Regions from separate parts of the Homo sapiens genome. Here region 1 is linked to region 2. The links are chromatin loops, found by intact Hi-C in ENCODE. Cell type or tissue: ovary. All regions are shown on one strand. Links, peaks and the distances in the headings refer to the core of each region. The heading gives the core; the rest is flanking DNA. Region 1 has its middle 54 kb from the start of LINC01104. Region 2 overlaps NPAS2 (neuronal PAS domain protein 2).

Region 1 (8,583 bases), core at 584-8,583, 720 kb before region 2:
ACTTGACATTCACGGTCCATCGTTCACCTGTGGGCACAGTGCTCCTGCCCCTCCCACTCCTGGCTCCATGCTCACGATCCTGGAGGCATCCTCCTGGAGGATGCTCATTCCACAGATGTGCCCAGATAATGTAAGATGCATAGACTTCGTTGGCCTAAAGAAAATGTCTTCCAATTAAGCTGTCTTCCTGCTAGCATTGTCTCTTCAGAGACACCCCATGGGGTCTGGGGGGCAGAGAGCTGGGGACGGCATTGGTGTAGGGCAGGGGTAACTGGCTGGGGTGGAAAGCCTGCTCCCCCAGTCCTCAGATGTGTGAATGGCAGCAGGGTCACCTAAGCTCCTTGAGTCTGCCTTCCCTCCTCTGTAAAATGGGATAATAGTTGTGGAGCCCATGGGCTTGCAGTGAGGAGCCCGCAGATGTCAGATGCTGTGGCTGTCCTCGTCATCATCATTATTAGGACTGCTATTATGATGGCCCCACCAATGGCGGTCTGTGCATTAGCCATCTGAGGGGTGTCCAAAGGCCACGGACTATCCCCACATCTGCATACATCCTTGTGGTACTTTCTCTTTTTTAAGGTTCTTAAGAATGCATGCAATTTTTTTTTTTTTTTTGCAGGTGAATCTGGGATGGGACCTTATTACTCCCCTTACACCACCAGTAAAAATTGGCACACCTGATGAACTCATCGCTACCCACTGCTAGATGCCAGAGCAGGGGATGGAGGAATGAGCAAGTAGCACCTGGAGTCTGATGGGGGGCAGCAGGAAAGGTAGGGGTTGGGAATGCCGAAGAAGGAAGGGTCACCTTAAGGAAGCTGGTGCTGGGGGCAGACTTCACCAACAGGAGAATGGCTGAGGCATGGCCACAAGCCACCCTTTCTCTAGTGCAGTGCTTTTCTGACTCTCGAGCACATGCGTGGCTGCTGCAGGTTTGTTAGAACCCAGCTGGCTGGTCCCCACCCGAGAGCTTCTCATTTGGCAGATCTGGGATGGGGCCGAAGACTGCATGTCTGGCAAGTTCCCAAGCGATGCAAACATGGCTGCTCTCAAGAATGAGCTTTGAGAACCACTGTTTAAACCCATAATCTTCAAGTGTTTCAAAGCCAGGGATTGGTCAAATGAAATATTTTGGAGGCAAAAATAAAGCAATGAGGCCGGGAGTGGCGGCTCACACCTGTAATCCCAGCACTTTGGGAGGCCAAGGCGGGCGGATCACTTGGGGTCAGGAGTTCGGGACAAGCCCATGCAACATGGTGAAACCCCATCTCTACTAAAAATAGAAAAAGTAGCTGGGAGTGGTGGTGTGTGCCTGTAGTCCCAGCTACTTGGGAGGCTGAGGCAGGAGAATCGCTTGAACCCGGGAGGTGGAGGTTGCAGTGAGCTGAGATCGTGCCACTGCACTCCAGCCTGGGCGACAGAGCAAGACTCCGTCTCAAACAAACAAACAAAAACAAACCAAACAATAATAAAGCAACAAACAAGGTGATGGTACAGGGCTTGGCAGTGCCAGACACTTCCTAAGGCACAATTCCAAACCAAATGGAAATTCTGAAGTTCCCCCTTGGCTTTAGACCAGGCATCAGACAGCAGTGAGTCCAGGCCTTGTGTTGTGCATCTTAAAAGAACTGGTTCCAACCACATAGTATTCAGGATTGGGTGTCCCAGCAATCTGTGTTTCAGTGAACCCAGATGCTTCTGAGTGTGTGAAGGCTTGAGAGGCACTGGCATATATCACTTATAGTGGCTTCAGTTACCTGCTGATGCCCATACCTGCAGCTGTATCTCACCCTAGGTGGCAGCCTCAGGTCTCCTGAGCTCACAGCCAGCTCCACCTGCACCTGCCTTTCCCAGGCTACTGAGAACTTACATCTGAACATATAGCTGAGCTCAGATCCTTCTCCCCAGCCTCTCTTCTTCCTGGGCTCCCTAACCCGAGAAGAGCATGGTCATGTACTAATTGCTCACTATGTGCCTTGCACTGATAGGCGCTCCATATACATTAACTCCAAACCAAGGTAGATATTAGAATTCTCATTCTATAAATAAGGCTTTCAAGTCTCCAAGAAGTGAAGCACCTTGTCCAAGGTCACCTAGCCAGCAAAGATTTAAACCCAGGCCTGGGGCCTGCAGCACAGTCCTTTGACTCTACCACGCTACCTGGCATCATGCACCCAGCAGACCCAGCAGACAGAGCCAGAAACTCACTCACCATCCAGGACCTGGATTTATTGCATTTGATATTCACACCTTTTTACAGAGAGGATCTACAGATTTCATCAGCTGTGAACAACAACAAAAAGAGTACGTAGGAATTCCAAAATCCTGTAATAACAATGAAAATCACGGTAAGAGTAATATTTTGGAAGACTGTTCTCTGGTTCAAGGCCTTACACTAAGCGCCTTCCCGCCTGGCCGTGGGGAGGGACTTAGCATGTCCCAGGCAGCTCAACTTTGCAGAAAAGGAGCATCTCCCATCCCTTCCACAGGCAGCAGCTTTCTCCAGTCCATGCTTCAGAGACAGAGGCACCCTGCCGAAGTCCCTCCATTCCTGAGGGTGCAGTGACCCCATGTGGCCAATTCCAAATGTAGCCACTTGATGGACATTGGGCTGTGACTGCTATTTCTTCTTCATTTAAGCAATTCTCCAATTGCTGTCTTTTGCTGAAGTTTTGCTTTCATTCCACTGAGGAGGAGAGGCAACAGAGGCGGCTTGGAATGGGAAGGGCGGGGCTGAGCTTGCAGGGACAATGTCCACCTAGCCTGCTGGCCACAAGGACCCTCCAGCTCTGAAGGTGCGCTGAGAGCGACCCCTTCGGGCCACATTGGAGGGGCAGCAACAGGTGATCTGGATGGCTGGCCTGAAGCCTTCTAGGCCCCAACCAGGCTGCTGCATCGCAGAGAAAGGAGAGAGAGAGACAGATGAGACCAAGGAAACTCTGCACTGAGTCACCCCCAGACTCAGGAGGGGGAAATGGGGGGCTGTCATGTGAGAGCTGGGAGGGCCCATGGGGTTATCAAAGTCATGGCCACATTTTATAAAGACAGCGAGGGCCAGAGTGTGACAAGGTCTCTCCTTAAAGCCGCCCACTAATATGTGTGAGCCGGTGAGGAACTGCATGTGGCTGCTACCAACATATGCCGAGTCACAGGGGCTTCAGCTAGGTAGGGGTGTCTTTCTCTTATGTAATCTGAAATTTCTCAGAAGCAGGTGGTCCAGGGCTGCTAGGGAGGCCCCACGATGTCATGAGAGACCCCAACTCTGTCTTCTGCTTCACCAGTCCTAAAACATGGCATTTCTCCACAAGCCTACATCATGGTCACGACATCTGCTTCAGCTCCCCTCTCACTCCTGAGTCCCAGGCAGGGAAAAGAAAGAAGAGGGAAAGCTCAGAGGCTGACTGTCAGAAGCATAAGCTTCCCCTTCAATAGCATTTCCTGAGGTTTCACCCAATAACTTCCTTTTATCGTATTGGCCATTGGAACTGTAGTTTGTAAGCTGAGCGTATTCCTAGAAGGAAGGAGAGAATGAAGATATAGATTACTAGAGGCCTCACCCATCTCCACTCGGGATAATAACAGCTACCATTTCTTTGGAGCTTACTATGTTTACATGAATTTATCTATCCTCAGAATAACCCTGGCAGATGAGTTTGTTATCCCATTTCACAGGTGAGGAAAGTGAAGTTTAGTGAGCTTAGGTTAACTGAACCACACCTAGTGAGGGCTGGGGACAAAATCTGAAACTAGATATGACTCAAATCCTACAGTCTTCACCTTACAGCACCTAACAAAGGGGCAGAGACACAGGACTCAGGCTTCCAAAGCTATGTTACAAAGCCACTCTCCCTTGGCGTGGTAACCACTGATACTTCCCTGTAAATGGAGGAAGCAGCATGAAAACAGGCTTTTTGAGGAAGGAGCTGCGGCCGCTGTCACCATTGTTGGGAAGGACAGAGCACTATACTCGGTTTGTATCTAGTAAGCAAGTTTGCCCAAGAGTTCATTTCCCCAGACTCTTAATCCATTCTCTGACCTGCTGTCACTCTTACAGACTCCAGGAGAAACCTTCCACATATCTGTGAAACTAGGTGATTTTGGTTTCACCATGATCAGTAAAAGATAATCAGTTCATCCTCTTTTACTATTTATACAGCTGTGTCCAGGATTTTGTAAAAAATCTTTTAAATGTACAATAAAGGTAAATCCTTTGGCTTTGTGAAAAGGTCCTTGGCTTCATAAAAGGACTCATTCCAGGGCTCCTTTAAGTGAAGGTCTCCAATATCTTTAAATATAAAATATTTTAAAGTAATAGCCACTCAAGAAAGAGGCCTGAGCACAGAGAAACTTAAAGCTAGAGTGTGTGACACAGCGCCACCTGAAGATCAAGCGGAGATGAAGAAGGGTAGCTATGTAGGTCAGCGGGGAAATGGAGCTGGTTGACAACAGGATCTTCCAACTGGCCTCTTTGACAGAGGGACGTCCAACTCTGCCTAGGGCATGTGACAGTGGAGAGACATCTAGGGTGGTCCTGCTTCACAATGATATGGCCTATGGTTTGTCGTCTTGAAGCCATTCGTCCTGGGTTCTCAGCGAAGCCTTGTCAACGTCGCTGATGTATCCCAAATCTTTGGAAAGCAGGGAAATCCTGCTCGCAGCTCATACCCGGGCTCTCCAGTCCCCTGCAGTACTGGAGGATGTCCAGCAGGTGGCGCAAAAGACAAGGGCTCGCCTTACCCATCTCTTGTCCTTATGAAGGAAATTTGACCAAAATGACAGCCCCCTCCTTCCTTCCCCTCCCTCCTTTCCTTCCTTCCATCCTCTCCTTCTCTTCTGTCCCTCTCTTTCTTCTTTATTCATTGAATCATCAAGTATCCATGAAAGACTACAAGCAGAGCTCTGTGCAAGATAATGGGGGGATGAATTAGGACAGGGTCCTTTGCCTTTGAGGAACCTGGAGTATAATAAAAAAGTAAAATAATAAACAACCGAAATACAAGAGGTGGCACAGGCTTCTGAGGGAGCAGTGTCACTCTTGAGCTGTATCATCGCAGCCTGCAGGTTCTGGAGTCAGACCAACCTGTCTTGTCTGTCTTCTGGTCCCGATTCCACACTTGCTGCAACCTTGTGCAAGCGCCTTAATGCCTCAAAGCCTCCGTTTCCTTATCTGTAAAATGAGGATAACAATAGATTGTCCTATGACATGTTCATAAGGTTGGCATAAGGAGTTAACATACCTAAAACATTTAGCACATTTTTAAAAAAACCAAAACGTTATTTAAAACATATAACTCATTCGTTCTTGCATGCATTCATTTATTCTATAGGCATTTGCATGACAACCATGTGAAGAAGGCTGTCCTTGTTATTATAGGAGGTACAAAGTAAATAGAAGGAATACTTCTCAGTGTGGGGATTTGCAGTCAGGGTGAATATTTCTTCAACATCTTCTTGAACACTTTTCTCTGTGACAGTCAAAATCAGCCTGGACTGAAAAGAGAAGAAAGCAGCCTAGCTGTTAATCCCGCTGGGAGGACACACTCTGATAAAGCCAGCTGCAGCATCCGCCGAAAATGCCATTTCTCCCGGGGTCAACCTATAGCTGGAAAATGCCAGGATGATCTCCCTTGAGTGAGCACTGCTTCCTCACCAATCGTGCCCTAGAGCCGCTTTGCTGCACCCCTCTTTTGCTACGAATCCCCAAATGCTGAGCCCTCCTTGCTCTTGCTGGCACCCAAACAGTAGTCAATCCTGCTGTTCCTGAGACTGTCTTGGAAACAGCAGCCAGCACAGGATGGATCCCACTTCCTCAGACCCTCATCAGAGTCTCCAGGGAGAGCCCAGACCTTCTAGAAGGGGCTTCCCTCCCCCTCCCCCACCAAGTGTGCAGCACTCCCAGATTCTAAAGTCATGTCAGTCAGTGGCATTTTTCGGACCGAGGGGTGCATGGTGGTCTTCGGCAGATGGAAACTCACTTTTGCGAGCTCCCTGATAGCGGGGTGCAGGCCTCCACCTCCTCAGAGGCCCGCATGAGAAATCTTGGCAGGGAGGGAGGCAAGGGAGGAACGGGGCTCAGCTGGAATCCTGACTTCAGCAAAGGCGATGGAGGAAAGTTAAGGGCAGTGGCTGCAGTTATGTGAATCAGATGCAGCCCCAGCAGAGCTTCTGGTGCCCAGGCTGGAGCACCCCCAAGTGCCCCTTGAGCTATGAGCATCCAGCGAGACACTGGGCGTGCACAGCCTTATGGTGGGCTGTGGCATCGAACCACTGAATGAGAGAAGGTCTCTAGTAGAATCCGCCCTTCCTTCCTCCCCTCCCTCCTGCCTCCATCTTTCCCTTCCTTCTTCCCTCCCTCCTTCCTTCCACAAGCATCTTTGTGCAGGAACTGTGTTGAGTGTTGGGGGCACAGATGCCTCTGGCCAGTCCCCACATCCCCAGGCTTCTGAAGATTTCATCATGACACAGTGACAGTGGAGGGACAATCTCCCAGGTGGGGCGGCATCTGGGGGCAGGTGGCACCTGTGCACCCTTGAGCATGGGTTTGAGGGCACCCTACCGTTCCATTTTTGGGGTCTGGGCCAACATGCAGATCTGAGCCTCTGCAGGCCTGTGAGGCTGGTTCCGCTCAGCTGGCACCTTGGTTATCTGCTGAGCAGTAGCGACTGCTCTTTCAGGCCACAGTGTGTGCCACCAGGCCCATGTTAGGGATCTTAGGTCTCAGGGGTGTGTGGAATACCACGCCCCTCACTCTCCCTGGGTATGGAAGGGTGTGAGACACAGCACACTCTCCTCCCTAGCCAGACTGCAGGGATCTCCACCTCCTCCCCTAGAAATAAGGGTACTGTATGCATAGTGCTAGGAGTCAGAGCCCCCACCTCAGGACTGGGAGGAGGAAGAAAAAGGGCCCTGGGGCATGGAGAAATGTCTGACTCTCATCTCCCAACACACACACCCACCCTTCTCCTTCTCCCCAGCCCTAAGCCCTCCCTCCCCACAGGGAGTGTCAGCTGGGTGCAGGTGCTCGCTTCACGCATGCTGTGCTGAATCTTCTGGACGCTCCCACACTGCCTGGCCTGACTCCACCCTTCGGAGGCCATGCGCTCTGTGAAAGGGCATTGGCGGCAGTTGTGTGAATCAGAAGCAGTGGTCCTGCCTGAGACCGTGGTCCGGCCAGAGGCAGGGATCCAGGAGGCCTGGGGCCTAGCATAGGCCCAGGTTAGTCTGTGACCTTAGCAGTTCACTCCCTTACTTTGAGTTTGAGTGAGGGGTTGGGTCGCTGTGTCCCCAGGGAAAAATTTCCCTTTGGAAACCCAGACATTTCAACCTGCAGAGCTCAGAATTCAGGGCATGGGAAGCACAGATGCTCCAAGTTGGCTTCTGGGAGCTGGAGTCAGCACATCTTGGTTTCCAGACCTGAGGGCTTTCTACTGGGGACAAAGTGTCATGTAAAAGTGCTTGATCCCAAGTGCCTCCTGCATCCTGGAGGACAGCATCCCATTCTTGTCAGGTAGTGCCTGTGAGCTGGCACTAGGCCTTTAACAGCCATGCCAATTTCCTATAAGATCAGAAGCTCCTGTCTAGTTCAGTAGGTGACAGGCATCCACCATCACAGCCCATGCTGCGTCCTTCACAATGGAGGTGCTGTCCACTGCCGACAAAGCCAACACTCCATGAGCCCTGTCTTAGTGCTTCTGATGGAGGCCTTCTGGTTGGGAGAGAAATCTGTACTCAGAGTAGCAGTCTATTTAGATTTCAGAATGAGTCAGTGGCCCTTCGGCTTTCTATCAAGTTCAGTATTTGTCTCCATTACTGGCAGACTGGACACTTGGTGGAAGCAGTAGCTACATTATCTTTGGTAAGTAGAAGGCTGTGCCATTGGGCTCACTCATAGCCTCCATCCCTGCCACCATTGTGCCAGCACTGGGGGGCCAATGACACAGGCTGGCCCATGTTACCTGACTGAGTCATTTCGCCTACTTGGCTGCTAGGAGCGTCTTCTGTGGTGGATGCTCTCCAGTGAGCACTATCATGTAATAAGACTGTCATCACGCTCTCCGCCTGCCACTCCCATGTGCCTACCCGCATGCCTCTACCGGACCTCCCTGCCCCAGATCTTGCAGCCTTTGTCTTTCCAGGCTCCTGAAGCCAGACAAGCCATTTGGCACTGCCCACGAGTCCATGTATATTCTAACTCTGGCCTAGTTTTCCTTCCACACAAAGTGGATGACCAGGTACTCTGCCCCAAATTCTGCCCATTGGGAGCTTTCTCCATCGCTACTGTCTTTCGAGGCCACCCTTGATCAAGGCTGTATGCAGCTGCCATCTATGTGCAGCTCACACAAACACGTCAAGCCCACTTGAGCATGAACTGAGCTTGGATGTTTTCTTCCTCCTTTGGTTATACAGAATTCCCCACATAGCCATGGGTATGAACTGGTAAGATGCAGTGGTACACACATGGTGGATGACAGAGGTCTGAGCTATGTTTGTGTAGTGTGCCCTGGTCCTGCTCGTGTGTGACTGTAGGGATACCACTTTCATCTTAAGATGGATTTTTGCTGACCCGCCTCATCTTATATGATG
Region 2 (8,000 bases), core at 1-8,000:
AGGCCCAGCACAGGTATTTTTAAATGCATGGGTAGCAACAGAACCTTCCTTTTAAAGGAAGTCTGAGGTCAAAGCCACTCTGGTCAAGATGGGAGTGTCTTGTGGGCAAAACTTCTTGGCCTTGCTCAGCTCCTAAGACTTGGGATTTACATGTTGGTGCTGCCACCATCTCGCTGTGTGATTTCCAGCAGGGTGCAGCCTCTTGGGGTGGCATGGGCTCGTCGTGAAGCACAACACACGTACCTCTACTTGCCTGGGGCAGCAGCTGGCACCTGAGGGTCTCTGCACATGTCAGCACCTGCTATTCTTACTCTTACTGGTTCTTTTTATTATTATTTTGCTGCTTCAAAAGCTATGCTTTCAGTTATTTCATCCTGTTTCTCAACTCTCCTGCTCTCCTTGCCTCCCTGTGTCTGGGAGGTCAAAGGGCAGAGGAAAAGAGAGAGGCCCTGGGGGCATTTGCAAAAGACAGCGGGCAGGAAACAGACTAGGGAGATTGTTGGGCTAGAGATTGAGGGAGTGGAGGTTAAATCATGGTAAAAAGGGAGAAAGAGAAAAACAGAATGAATCTAGCAAACTCATTTGCCTCAAGATATGGGAGTCATAGCCCCGAAGAGCCCAGAGCAGGGGCTGCAGGCCCCTCCTGCCATCCCTCCCAAACAGTGTTTCCTGGAAGCGGAGGAGCCTGTGTTGAGGGAGACGGGACAGGAGGCAGAGACTACCTGCAAGTTTCCTAAGGCCAGCCTCCTTCCCCAGAAAGGATTAAGGGTCCAAAGGAAGGGGAGACCCAAAACAATCACCGTGTCTTTACCCCGAGGTCAGTCACACTGGAGAGGGGGCCCTCGGGGCAAAGACTGGGTGATTGTTTTGTTCGTTTTTTGCACAGATTTCCGAGACGTGCATAGTAGCAAGTAAGGCTGGAGAGGGGAGGGTGAGGGGGAATGAAAAGTTCTTGATGATCCCAGGCTGTTTTGGAGAGAGCCAGGATCAGATTTAGGATAACGACCGGACCCAAAAATGCCTGTGAAGCTGTCACGTACAAACTGCTATGCCCTAAATGAGGGGGAAAAGGGACTCTCTGATGTCCTGCTTTTGACATTCATCTCCAGAACCATTTGTTCATCTCTCTAAATTTGGAATATCAGTTTGTGAACATTGCTTACAAAATCCTGTCCCAATTCTGTGGCCCTCCCGGACTGCAGGGCAGTAAGTCAGGTCTGCAGATTCAGGTGGGCCTGCTGTCATAGCCAGCCTGAGAAAGACTGGTGCAGGGGCCCCCAGGATGCCCAGACCTCATCTGCAGCCCCTGTTCACTGCCCAGGACCCAGCCGTGGGCTCCTTAGGGATGCTGGGAAAGACGGCTAAGGGACGGAAATGAAGTGTACAGACCGAGCAGCAGCAAGATCTGCCTGCAAGGCTGAAATAACTCTTTCATCTGATTATGTTTTTCGGCTCCACCTTGAAGTTTTCGGCACAGTTCAGCATGTTCCAGACCATCAAAGACCAGCTAGAGCAGCGGACGCGGATCCTGCAGGCCAATATCCGGTGGCAACAGGAAGAGCTCCACAAGATCCAGGAGCAGCTCTGCCTGGTCCAGGACTCCAACGTCCAGGTGATCCCCTTCCCGGGCTGGCCTCTGTCCCTGCTGCTGTGTGGGAAGGGGTCCTGCCGCCATTTCCGGGCAGCCAGGACTTCCTCCCAAGCCCTGTGAACTGCCCTGCCAAGCCCCATTTGCTTATGAAAGCATATTGCAGTCTCTGCAAAGGACAAGGAACAAATCCCGGTCCCCATCCCTGCCTCCAGGCCACACCCCTGATGTCCTCTTCCCTCGCCCCTCACTCTGACAGGCACATCTGCTCACTGCCTCCACCTACGTTTGCACTTGTGCACTTGGCGTTGGATTGCCCTGCATGGATGCCTGCCTCGGTCCTGGGTAGTACCTCCCTGCACCTCTATAACTTTGCTTTCCTAGCTCCCAGCCCAGGCTGCCATCAGGAGGAGATGGAAGCAGCTCTGTTGTTTCTCATCCAACGCAGGCATCCAGGGAGATGTGGGAAATGATGATATCCATATCACAGCCTACTGGAGACTGCAGAGGGAGCTGGGTGGCTCCCCATTTGTGGTGTGCCAGCAGGGAAGCTCTGCAAAGCCTAGCAGCAGCAGCTCTCACTGTGACCCCCAGATATTAGAATTGTTTGGAGAGGTGTTGTTTTGTTTTGTTTTTTGTTTTGTTTTGGAGGAAAACCTTTACATATTGGATCTCTTTTAATAATATATAATGTTTTACTTACATTAGTCCAGGACTGTGTATCTTCAGAAGTGCCTGATTCTGACCCAGCCTTTGATTGTAAATGTAACTCTAGCTAACCTTGGCGTCTGCCCTGGGAGCACTAAGCATTTGGAGACCCTTAGAAGGGACAGAAAGAAGCAGAAATAACATCTCTGCTGGAGCACTGTCCCTGTTGCTTCCCCCATCACCATCTACGCAGACCCTCCCCTGGCCACACAGCTTCTGAAGTGCAGCCACACCTACCATAGGTGACAGGCGGGTTCTGTCGGGGCACAGCGCCGTGAGCCGGTGCACGCTGAGATTAATACACAGTGGTGCAGGTGTCTGGGGGCTTAGGGAGATGCTCATTTGGCCATCCTGCCTCGCTGAGGTCCCAGCAGCTCCGCCTGGCCCTCAGGGGCACTCCTGGTGGCTTTCTAGATGCTCACTGTCCCTCCCCTTCCTGCCCCTGCACAGGCCTCTCAGAGGTGGCTGCTCACCTTAAAGAGAAGAGCCCCGCCCTGGACAGGCCACCTCCCCACCTGCTCCCCTCAAGACACGGCGTGTGCGCCTTGAGCAGGCTTCACTCAGACAGCCTGGGCCATGCCAGAGCCCTGCTGCTCTCCCCACCTCCTCAGTGCACCCTTAAATTGACCAGAAAAAGGCTCGGCCTTCTCGTGAAAAGAAATGGAGTCACCGAGCTGCCATTCCACCTTTTACCAGAATAGGTAAAAAGTGGCTTTTGACTTACGCCTTCCCAGCTGGAATATTTTTCTCACTGATCCAGGGCCTGACTGGGAGCCCAATGCTTGCCTGACTCCAATTACTTTAATGGAATTTTTACACTAACAGGAAGGGGGAAATCGAGCCAGAAACTGCTAAAATTGAGGTAGGCGTATGAACATCCCCCTCAGTGCCTGGAGTTTTTCTACTTCCTGCCTTTTCTGAATTTTAAAATAACAGGCAGCAAGGTTATCGCTTTCACTCCTGTTATAACAAAGTATTTTTCCTCCTTGTGACCTATGCCTTTGGTTAACCCCAAAGTACCTATGCCACAGTGCACTGAGGGATGTTCTGAGCCGGCCGGCATGGGAATTGCACCCTCCGGTGCCTTCCTGCCCTGTGTTCATTCCTGAGGCCTTATCTTTGCAGTGGAATTTTCCAGAGATCATGGAAATCCACAGATAGTCGAGACAGAGGATATTTCCTCAAGGAGCCTGCCTTGTTTTTTTGTAAGACTTAAAGAAATATGTTCCAAAATGTGATATTTGTTTTTTTTAAACTAAACTGTGTGATTCAAGTGTGAAGAATAAGCAAGTAGAAATGACTCCAGCCCACCCCCAAAAGTAGAGGGATAGATAAAATAAGAATGACAAAACACTGATGATTGTTGAAGCCTAATGGTGATGCCAAGGTTTCATTATATTACTTGTCTATTTTGTATACTTCTAAAATGTCCTGTAATGACAAGTATTTGTAGAAATAAGCAGATAACACTAATGAAAAATCATCTGTGAGTGTAGGATTGGTTTGTTCTTGAAAATTAGAAGTTGTTGGTTTGTTTTCTCTGATAACTTTTCCCACTTGGAGAACTTTTTTTTTTTTTTATGTTTTCTATAAAGTTGACCTCAGAGCCCTTTTAAGTCACCATCTCCTTAAGCCACAAAATTCTACTTTATTGTTGATAAACAGAAGTACGGCTGTGCCCAGCAGCAAACCAGGAACCAGTCCCCCACCCAGTGGCCTTTATCCCAACCTCAGTGGACTTGTGATGCTTTACTTCATTGCTTCAAAACTTTCGTCGAGGCTATATGTGCCTGTGATGCTTACTATTTTTTTTTTTCAAAAAAACCTTGGGTTATGAGGAAGAAGTCCTGAAGGGCTGTTGGTGTTTGCACCTGGATGGGGTCATGAAAATGGGGCTACCTGGACAAGAGCTGTTGTGCTGAAAGGCCCATCGCCCCCTCCAAGGCTGCCTCTTGCTCTTTTTGAGAGCATGCGCGCCCTCTGCTGGCTGCTCAAAGGAATGCCTAGAAGGACACCTGTAGCAATGGCAAATGACGTGTTCCTCAACTGGTTCATCCATCCATCTATCCATCCTTCCTTCCATCCAGCCATCATCTATCCATCCTTCCATCCGTCCTTCCTTCCTTCCATCCAGCCATCATCTATCCATCCTTCCATCCAGCCATCATCTGTCCATCCTTCCATCCGTCCTTCCATCCAGCCGCCATCTGTCCATCCTTTCTTCTGGCCACCCTCCCTTCTATACATCCTTCTGCCCGTCCTTTCTTCCTTCCATCCATCCTTTAGTCCATCCATCCATCTGACAGACACCCTTTATTTACCAGGCACGTGGTTAAGCACTGTGAGGATACAGAAAGATAAACAGGGCAGGGTTTCTACTGTCAGAGGATATACATCGATGGGACAGAGTAGCACACCTTGCTGTTACAGTCTGTTACATAAATAACACCAGCAGACATAGTTTGCCCTTCTCTGAGTGAAAGCACCATTCATATGTTTATTCATTCATACATGCATTTATTCCATTCATTCATTTATCAAACAGTTTTTATATGCCCAAAGAGGCGAAGGAGGAAAAAGCTCCTTTTTTCATTTTGAATGTTATTATCTGACATTCATTCAGTACTTACTATGTCTCAGGTCATTTATATGCATTAACTTCATTTAGTCCTTAATAAGATATATGCTCTTAATGTCACTATTTTTTTTTAATGTCACTATTTTTTACTAATGAGGAAACTAAGGCTTTGAAAAGTTATTAAAATTGCCGAAGGCCATACTGCTAGTAAATGGTAGGGTGGGAATTTGAGCTAAGATAGGTCTGCTTTAAGGTAAATTATACTGCCTCTCATCAATAAAGGTTGGATTTATTCAAACTCTAATCAAAAGGTAAATTGTGTCCTACCAGAAAAACGCATGGTAATTGGGTTTGACTACTAGGTTTTTGCTGAAGTGATGAAGTATAGGTTGCCCTATGTGCTATAAATGAGTCTTATTTTAATAGGGAGCTGGGATTGCATGAAACATGAATCCTCAAAATGTGTAAAATGATGGATACCCAGAAAATTCTTCTTAATTTCTAAAGTGACAAGGAGTCCTCATTTCAAAACTGCAGGCTTCTCTGTGGTGGGTGGGGCATGAGAGGAGTTTGGGGAGGTCCCGTGGGATGGTAGAAAGATCAGAACCCAGCCCCAGCTCAGCCACCTGCCCATCTCGGGCCTCTGGTAAGTGGCTCGACCCCACCCATGAAACAGATGCTTGAGCGAACTGATCCGTAAGTCTCCCCAGCGCGCCTGCATGGTGGGATCCTCGCCTGCCTCTCCAAACCTGCGCTGACACTCAGCAGATGTCAGCCTGTCGGTCCTGTACTGCATATGAGGTGGGACTGCACTGAGTACAGGAATGGGGTGAAAAACGTCAGATGCTGGGAGCCAGAGAGCCTTCCCCCTAAAGAACTCCAGGCTAAGGGCCTGATGGACTGGAACAGTGTATGTTGAGAATCATGATAGACACAGTGCCATCTGATGTTTTTAATACCCAAGAGGTACTTTTGTTTAAAAAGCCAGTTTCAGGTCTGTCATTAAATTATTATTAAAATTACAAAAGTTGTCTTTCTTAAAACTTTAGAGTCAACTGACAGATTCCGTTTTATTTATGAATCTACTAATTTGGTCTAAAAAGAGCAATGCTCTAACTAGATTTTTATTTATGTTCAATTAGTTGATAGGTTGATTGTGAATAATCAACATTATCTACCAAAACTATTCATTTACACATTTAATTTATCTGAATCTTTCAAGCATTTTATGTACCTAACAAGGCAGACTTATAAAGCTAAGAAGTAAAATCTTTCTAAGCACCTAAACAACTGTTTTATTTATTTATTCATTTTTAAGACAGAGTCTCACCCTGTTGCCCAGGCTGGAGCGCAGTGGCACGATCTTGGCTCACTGCAACCTCCGCCTCCCAGGTTCAAGCAATTCCCCTGCCTCAGCCTCCCAAATAACTGGGATTACAGGCGTGCGCCACCATGCCCAGCTAATTTTTATATTTTTAGTAGAGACAGGGTTTCACCATATTGGTTAGGCTGGTCTCAAGCTCCTGGCCTCAAGCGATCTGCCCGCCTTGGCCTCCCAAAGTGCTGTAATACAGGCGTTAGACACAGCGCCCAGCGTAAACAACTGTTTTAAATCAAATACACCAAACTTATTTGAACTAAATCAGGATTCTCAAGAACACCTCAAATTCTCTTAAATCTTTCAAATTAAAACCACCAAGCTAATATCCCATGGCCTTTTAAATGTCTCTGAGACACCTTAGGTAACAAAACACAGAGATGATCATGATGATTACAAAACTTGAACATAATTTTAAAGTGCATGGACTTAATGTTATGTGATCATATCCATGTTATTGGCCTGCCTGGGTATGTGGTTCCTTAATTAATGACAGATCTGCCATCTCAGCTGAGAGCACTGGATTGAAAATTCTCAACAGTAATGTGGGTACAGACACGAGTCACTGGTCAGAGATTCAAGGGCAAACACAGAGCCTGGTCCTACTGCGAGGGCAATGTGGCCCATGCCACAGGTGAGCCATCCCTCTGCCCCTATATCATGAGGCAATATTATCATGACTGCATCATGCATTCCACTCACCAGGTATTTCTCCCTTCTAGGAAGAAGCTGGTAAGCCAACCTCGACTCTAAACAAGTACATCACATTATTTAGAGAACATCTGGGTCTAAACAGCTTTCACATTGTTAGGCCTCAGTCACTTGCCTGTAACCTTCATGAAGGCAGAGAGAGTGTCTCTCCAGCCCATGGCTCTGTGGCCAGTGCCTGACACTGAGCTTGGGGCATCACAGGTGCTCCATGTCCACCAGTGGAGTAAATGAACTATTTCTAGGCAGCTCAGAGCAAGAAAGTTCTTACTGGCACAGGGAATGCAAAGGAGGTGCACACTGGTGAGGTACCCATGACCCCAACTTCACAGGCATTTCTATTCTGCTCCCAGATGTTCCTGCAGCAGCCAGCTGTATCCCTGAGCTTCAGCAGCACCCAGCGACCTGAGGCTCAGCAGCAGCTACAGCAAAGGTCAGCTGCAGTGACTCAGCCCCAGCTCGGGGCGGGCCCCCAACTTCCAGGGCAGATCTCCTCTGCCCAGGTCACAAGCCAGCACCTGCTCAGAGAATCAAGTGTGATATCAACCCAGGTAAATGTGCTCCTTGCCAGCTTCACTCCTTGCCTCTAGAGCAGACACCCTCTTGCAGTTTGGGACATACTTGATTCCTGCAGCCTACGTGAACTGAGGCCTACTGCCCTGTTCCGTTATGGACTGAGGGTAGATTTGGGAGTGAGCCTTCTTTTCCTTCTTCTGTTAAAGTCACTTTGAAACCCCAAGTTGTATTGGCTTCCTTCTGTGTTTTATAAATGTCCACCTCAGTCCCTTGCTCTCGTGCTTAAAGATATCACTCGGCTGAAATGTTCACCTTTGATGCTGACTTAGGGTTGGAGGCAGATATGGCCATCCCAGAGACCCACTGGCAGCTGAATGTCCCAACACTCAACGTCCATGGTCCCCGCCATCTACTCTGGTTTTAACCATTACCCACATGAGCAGCCACTGCTGTTCACTGTCCCTTGCCCCAGGTGCCCCCTGCTCCTCCAGGCGCCCCCTGCTCCTCCAGGCCCCCACTGCTCC

What was found. A loop is a pair of places that touch in the nucleus more often than their neighbours do. Peaks named below come from ENCODE experiments on the same cell type or tissue, not always from the same donor. Only the 100,000 strongest peaks of a DNase experiment are listed, where the experiment ranks them.
Region 1: it touches region 2 in a loop (4-fold over the local background); 9 of 110 quality-filtered maps call a loop at or near these places.

What each region holds. Positions count from the first base shown.
Region 1 is chr2:100,258,337-100,266,919 of GRCh38, forward strand. No RefSeq gene overlaps it. Among named protein-coding and RNA genes, the nearest start is that of LINC01104, 54 kb to the left of the region's middle. In ovary, for the core only: CTCF peaks have their summits at 2,573 (motif pointing left) and 4,686 (motif pointing right); DNase peaks (open chromatin) are centred at 2,535, 3,913 and 4,695.
Region 2 is chr2:100,980,766-100,988,765 of GRCh38, forward strand. It overlaps NPAS2 (neuronal PAS domain protein 2), which reads left to right. Exons shown (of 21, transcript NM_002518.4): 16 at 1,466-1,612; 17 at 7,314-7,511. Among named protein-coding and RNA genes, the nearest start is that of NPAS2-AS1, 7.6 kb to the left of the region's middle. RefSeq lists enhancers at 2,180-2,681, 2,682-3,181 and silencers at 4,113-4,308, 4,193-4,332. In ovary, for the core only: a CTCF peak has its summit at 4,268 (motif pointing left); DNase peaks (open chromatin) are centred at 4,256, 5,536 and 7,426; H3K27ac peaks cover 1,039 bases.